2 separate regions of the Homo sapiens genome follow, and region 1 is linked to region 2. A link is a loop called in an ENCODE intact Hi-C map of the cell type or tissue named here. Cell type or tissue: PC-9. All regions are shown on one strand. Each heading gives the region's core, and the rest is flanking DNA. Links, peaks and the distances in the headings are about the cores only. Region 1 overlaps CYFIP2 (cytoplasmic FMR1 interacting protein 2). Region 2 overlaps ADAM19 (ADAM metallopeptidase domain 19).

The links. A loop is a pair of places that touch in the nucleus more often than their neighbours do. Peaks named below come from ENCODE experiments on the same cell type or tissue, not always from the same donor. Only the 100,000 strongest peaks of a DNase experiment are listed, where the experiment ranks them.
Region 1: it touches region 2 in a loop (7-fold over the local background); 2 of 110 quality-filtered maps call a loop at or near these places.

The regions. Positions count from the first base shown.
Region 1 is chr5:157,389,725-157,392,642 of GRCh38, forward strand. CYFIP2 (cytoplasmic FMR1 interacting protein 2) reads left to right here. Exons shown (of 31, transcript NM_001037333.3): 30 at 797-944. The region is part of intron 1 of NIPAL4-DT (NIPAL4 divergent transcript); the gene reads right to left. Among named protein-coding and RNA genes, the nearest start is that of FNDC9, 46 kb to the left of the region's middle. RefSeq lists an enhancer at 323-1,522. In PC-9, for the core only: no CTCF peak of the experiment used is centred there; a DNase peak (open chromatin) is centred at 1,077; H3K27ac peaks cover 1,914 bases.
Region 2 is chr5:157,510,024-157,512,941 of GRCh38, forward strand. All of the region lies in intron 8 of ADAM19 (ADAM metallopeptidase domain 19), which reads right to left. Among named protein-coding and RNA genes, the nearest start is that of NIPAL4, 51 kb to the left of the region's middle. In PC-9, for the core only: no CTCF peak of the experiment used is centred there; DNase peaks (open chromatin) are centred at 1,758 and 2,118; H3K27ac peaks cover 2,110 bases.

The sequences.
Region 1 (2,918 bases), core at 93-2,592, 120 kb before region 2:
CATGTCTAGGACAGAGTGGAAAGGCAGACAAGGCCTCCCCTCCAGCAGCCAAGAGCTCTAGGAAAAAGGCGTGGTGGGGAGAGGAGGCTTCCTGGAGAAAGTGGTGTTGATGAAGCTGTTTCAGAGCAGCGCTAGCCTGTAGGCTTCCAGTACAGTGATGGGGAACTGGGGACACCTGCCCGGGTTGGGGCTGCTGCTTGAGGACAAAAGAGACAGCCAAAGGATGACTCTACTGCCATCCAAATTGCCTAGGTCTCTTGAGAGTTGGGGGCCAGGCCTCTTGAGAGTTGGAGCTTTGTCAGAACCAAAAGGACTCAGCCTCAACCCCAGCAGCATCTGCCCACCATGGCCTGTCCCTTCCCTTTCAGCCTGCTTCTGGCCAGTTGGCCTCCTGGTTTGAAATGGCCCCTCACCTGCTAGGTGTTCTTTTAGCTCCTTTAGAGAGTCAAGACAGATTCTCCTTTGACCTGCACGGAGTAATCAGCCACATACATCTCAACAGCTGGGTGGGTTTTTCCTTGCAAATTCAGAGCGTCTTTAGAGCTGATTTTTTTTTTTTTTACATTAGTGATGCAAATGTAATTTGTGGCCGGAAGGACTTATGACATAACTACCATCCCTGCAACTAATGAACCCACCCTCACAGCTTCCTTTGTACCCATTTTATAGGTTAAGAGACTTGGCCCAAAGACAGGCCTGCTTAGTAGCTGTACTCCTGGCCCAAGATGAGGCTCCCTCCCTCCCTGCCCTCCTCCCCCGACCTCTCACTCCAGCTGCTTCCTCCCCCTGCTCCCAGGCAGTGTTTCGGCGATGGCTTGAACTGGGCTGGTTGCTCCATCATTGTCCTGCTGGGCCAGCAGCGTCGCTTTGACCTGTTCGACTTCTGTTACCACCTGCTAAAAGTGCAGAGGCAGGACGGGAAGGATGAAATCATTAAGAATGTGGTGAGCAGGCTGGTGGCTAAGGCCTGGGAGGTGGGGCTGGGCTGACAACCAGGCTTTTACCAGAAAAGCAAACAAGGAGGAGCTGCTTGTGAAGGCCAGCTCCCCACACGGCAAGTACAAAGATACTATAGGCTGGGGACCTGCTTAGAGGAAGTCGTGAGGTCGTGAGTCACCCACTCATCACCTACTGCCATGAATCAGTTCACCCCGAAGGGCAGGGCTGGGCTCCAGACCGGGAGCACATCTTCCCTGTCCCAATCAGACTCTGCTGATGCCAGTTTCTCACCTGTACAAATATTCACCAAATACCAGAGTTGTACGGGGCACCTGGATGGGATAGGTACTGGCGTGGGGTGAGCCAGGCTGCTATGGGAAGGGAGAGAAGGACCCTTAAACCAGGCTGAGGGCAGAGAAAGCTTCCCAGGAGAGGGAGGCTGTGTCTGGGCTGACTCCAGAATGGCCCGCAGCAAAGAACCAAGCAGCAAAGGTGGTATGGGGCGGGTAGGATGCTCCAGACAGCAACAGTGACAGCAGAGGCACTGAGGCAGGAAGGCGGATCGAAGGGTGGGTCTCAGGGACCCAGTGAGAGGAGAGAGAGGTAAGAGCCACCTCACAAAGGGCTTTTTTAAAAAATACACATAAAATAGTTTCAATGGTAATTTTCAGTATATGATTCAGTGGCATGAAGTACACAAGTATTGTACAATCATTCCCAACATCCACCTCCAGAGATTTTTCATCTTCCCCAACTGAAACTCCGGGCCCATTAAAAAATAATTCCATTTTCTCCCCAGCCCCTGGTAACCATCATTCTACTTTCTCTATGCATTTGACTACTCTAGGTACCTCATATAAATAGAATCACACAGTATTTGTCTTTTCGTGACTGGCTTATTTTAGTTAGGATGTCTTCAAGGTTCATCCATGTTGTAGTGTCCAAACTTCCATCCTTTTTATGGCTGTATAATATTGCATTGTGTATATAGACCACGTTGTGTTTGTCCACTCAGGTTGCTGTCACCTTTTGGGTATTTTTGAAAATGGTTAATTTTGGCTACCATGAAACATGGGTGTACAAATAACTCTACAAATTTCTGCTTTCCATTCTTTTGAGTATATACCTGGACGTGGAATTGCTGGATCGTATGGTAATTCTATGTTTAACTTTTTAGAAACTGCCATTCTGTTTTCCATAGTGGCTGCACAATTTTACATTCCCACCAGCAGTACACAAGAGTTCCAATTTCTCCACATCCTCATCAGCACTTATTCTTTAATAATAGTCATCCTGAGGGGTGAAAAAGTTATCTTGTTGTGATTTTGATTTGAATTTCCCTAATGACTGTCACTGCTGAGTGCTATATTCATGTGTTATTGGCCATTTGTATATCTTCTTTAGAAAAATGTCTATTCAAGTCCTTTGTCCATTTTTTTAATTGAGTCATTTTTGTTGAGTTGAAGTTCTTTACATATTCTAGATATTACTTATCAGATATAATTTGTGATTATTTTCTATTTTTCGGTTGCCTTTTCATTCTCATGGTGTCCCTTTGATGCATGAAAGTTTTCAATTTTGATGTAGTGCAACTTTTTGCCTTTGCTTTTGATGTCATACCCCAAGATATTATTGCCAAATCCAACATCATGAAAATTTTTCCCCTATATTCTCTTTTAAGAATTTCAGTTTAATCTCATGGTTACGTCTCTAATCCATTCTGAGTTAATTTTTTGTATATGGTATAAGGTAAGCGTCCATTGTTATTTTTTGTGTGGGTATCCATATTTCCCAGCACCTTTTGTTGAAAAGGCTGTTTCCCCCATTGAACAGTCTTGGCACCCTTGTTGAAAATCATTTGATCATATGTGTAATAGTGTATTTCTGGGCTCTCTATTCTGTTTTATTCATCTGTACATCTACCTTTTTACCAGTGCCACAGTGTTGTTGATTATTGTAGCTCTGTAGATCGTTTTAAA
Region 2 (2,918 bases), core at 227-2,726:
TTCCTTATGTGAGCCTTATCTTTCTTATGGGTATCTAAAAAGTTCTCTTGTATATAGATTTTTTAAAGCCACTTCATTGAGGTATAATTTGCATACCATAATACCCATCTATTTTAAGTGTACAGCTCAATGCTTTTTGGTAAATTTACCAAGTTTTAAAGCCATCACCAGCCAAGCGTGGTGGCTCACACCTGTAATCCCAGCACTCTGGGAGGCTAAGGTGGATGGATCACATGAGGTCGGGAGTTCGAGACCAGCCTGACCAACATGGAGAAACCCCATCTCTACTAAAAATACAAAATTAGCTGGGCGTGGTGGCGCATGCCTGTAATCCCAGCTACTCAGGAGGCTGAGGCAGGAGAATCACTTGAACCCGGGAGGCAGGGGTTGCGGTGAGCCAAGATTGTGCCATTGCACTCCAGCCTGGGCCACGGGCGAAACTCCGTCTCAAAAAAAAATAAAAATAAAATAAAGCCATCGCCATCATCCAGTGTTAGAATATTTTCATCACATCGGTGAGATCCCTCATGTCTATTGATAGTCATTTCCCATTCTCACCCTCAGCCCAGGCAACCGTGCATCTACTTTGTTTCTATTCTGCCTTTTCTGGACATTTGTTTTACAATATGTGGTTTTGTGTGTCTGGCTTCTCTCACTTACCATAATGTTTTTGAGATGTATCCATGTGTTAGAGTGTATTCGTTTATGATTTCTCTTTATTGCTGAATAATATTCTTTCGTATGGATATACCAAATTATATTAATACATGGATATTTTATTATAAAATGTCTCCCACTCATTTTGGAAGTAAATGAGTATAAATGACATAAAAGTGCACAGATATGCTTACTCTTCAAATTTTCTTCCCCATCCCTGGATAGTCTCAGGTTTTGTCAAGGATGGAATAAGCAGGTTGCAAGCAATAGACTACAGACGTTCTTGGTAATCTTCAGGGTTTTGTCCAAACCAGAGATCCTGAAATTCTATACCCAAGATCTGACTCGACCTCCTCGAGGCTAGAGCTACATCTAATCTTTATGATCTGGCATTTTTCACCTCATACAAATATAAGCAGGAGGAGGGTTTTCTTTAAAGCTAAACCACTGGAAGGTGTGGATACAACGGGTTCTTTGATGGGTCCACCCTACAAATACTGAGCCAGTGACTTAATAAAAAGCCCCATGTATGGAGAGGACATAATGAGCAGGAGATACCATCTTTATCCAAAATTGGTAGGTACTGCCCCAGCTGAAAAGAATAATCATAGCACCAACATTTTTCCACCACTTTTTACGTACTAGGCACTGAGGCTTAGAGAAGTTAAGGAACTTGCCCAAAGTCTCAGCAAGAAGATGGTGGAGCCAGGATGAAGGCCCAAATTACAACCTCAGAGCCTATTTGTGACCCTTTACTACTTCAGTGCTGCAGTACCTACACATCCAGATAATCCACTCGCTCCAAGAAACGCTGGTCAAGATGGGCTCCAGATTCAGTGAAATATCAGTTTATTTCAACAGAAATTTTGATTTTTCTGTTTTGTGCCAGTTCAATCGTTACAGAAAATAAAAGGTTCAGATTCCAATTTGAATTTGCTTTACTAGGGAGCTTTTGAAGGAAGTAAACTTGGCTTTTTTTCACAGTTACAGAAAAACATTTTGGATTGGGTTCATGACTCAGCACGAGTCCAATTCATTCCAGTTTTAGTTCAACAATAGTTCAGTTCAAGTAGCTAGGTCAGCAAGCTCCAGAGAAGTGGGCGTGGCTTCCCTTACCCGCCAGGAGTGACTAACACCAGCCGCGAGGAGAGAGCCAAGACGGCTGCACAGGATGCATGGGCCACCCAGGCTTAGGGCTTTCAGTAAGGACTGGGGCTTGCTGGTGCCTCTCTTCTCCCTTCACTTGTCACCAGCGCCCTTGGTTCCATCACATACCCCACAGAGGGGATACCCAGCCAAGTCCGAACCTGCCAGGTCTCCAAACAATAGATGTCACATGGGGGAAAGCAGAGTCAGCCTCCCATATTCTCCCCAGGGAAACAAGCTTCCCTTGTTTTCCCAGATGTCAAATGTTTGGGTTGTAGGATTATTTAAATGTTATTCTTGAGTGAGTCAGGAGCTAGAGGGAGGACTGGACTGTGTCCCTAGAGTCTGTCCTTCCAGGAAATGCCAGTGTTTGACTTTCACCTGTCACTGACCACTGACCTTTGTTTCCAGAGCCATCTAGGGCAGAAAAAAACCATGGGCATGGAAACTGCCATCTGATGACTTCAGAACTAATACATTTGCCTATTAATCCCTAAAACATATTTTAAGTGATCTCCTATATTCTCTAGTGTTTAGGAAAAAATGATTTTCCCTTTAGACCTGGAATTCATGAATCCCTAGCAGGCCCAAAGTTAAGCTTCATCAATGTTATGAGTATTCTAAAATTGTGCAATAAACGTTACCAGATTCTCAAAGAGACTTTTGATCCCAAACACATGAAAAACTACTTTTAAAAACTATATACTACTAGCCTACCAAGAGGCTACTGTCATTCTAGGTTACCTATTCTGCATTTTGTACTATAACAAATATCTTCTTTCATATACACAATGTACTTCCAAGTCCCAGACCAGCCCGTTCTAGTAAAATTCAAAAATGTAGGTATTTCCGAAGAGCATCTTGTAAAAGGTCCTGACCTAGGAAAGTTAACCACTGCACATCCTTCCTAAGAGACAAGACATAATTTTAGGATAACTTTACAGATGGAGACTTTATAGATTAGCCCCAAGCAACCCACTTCTCAGACAATCCGCTTCTCAAGCAACCCACTTCTCAAACAGCCCACTTCTCAACTTTTAAGGCTGTGTGTCTTTCCCACCCTGACCTACCTCAATTCCCTCCTAAGTCAGAGAATCCCTGGGCTTTGTATCTGG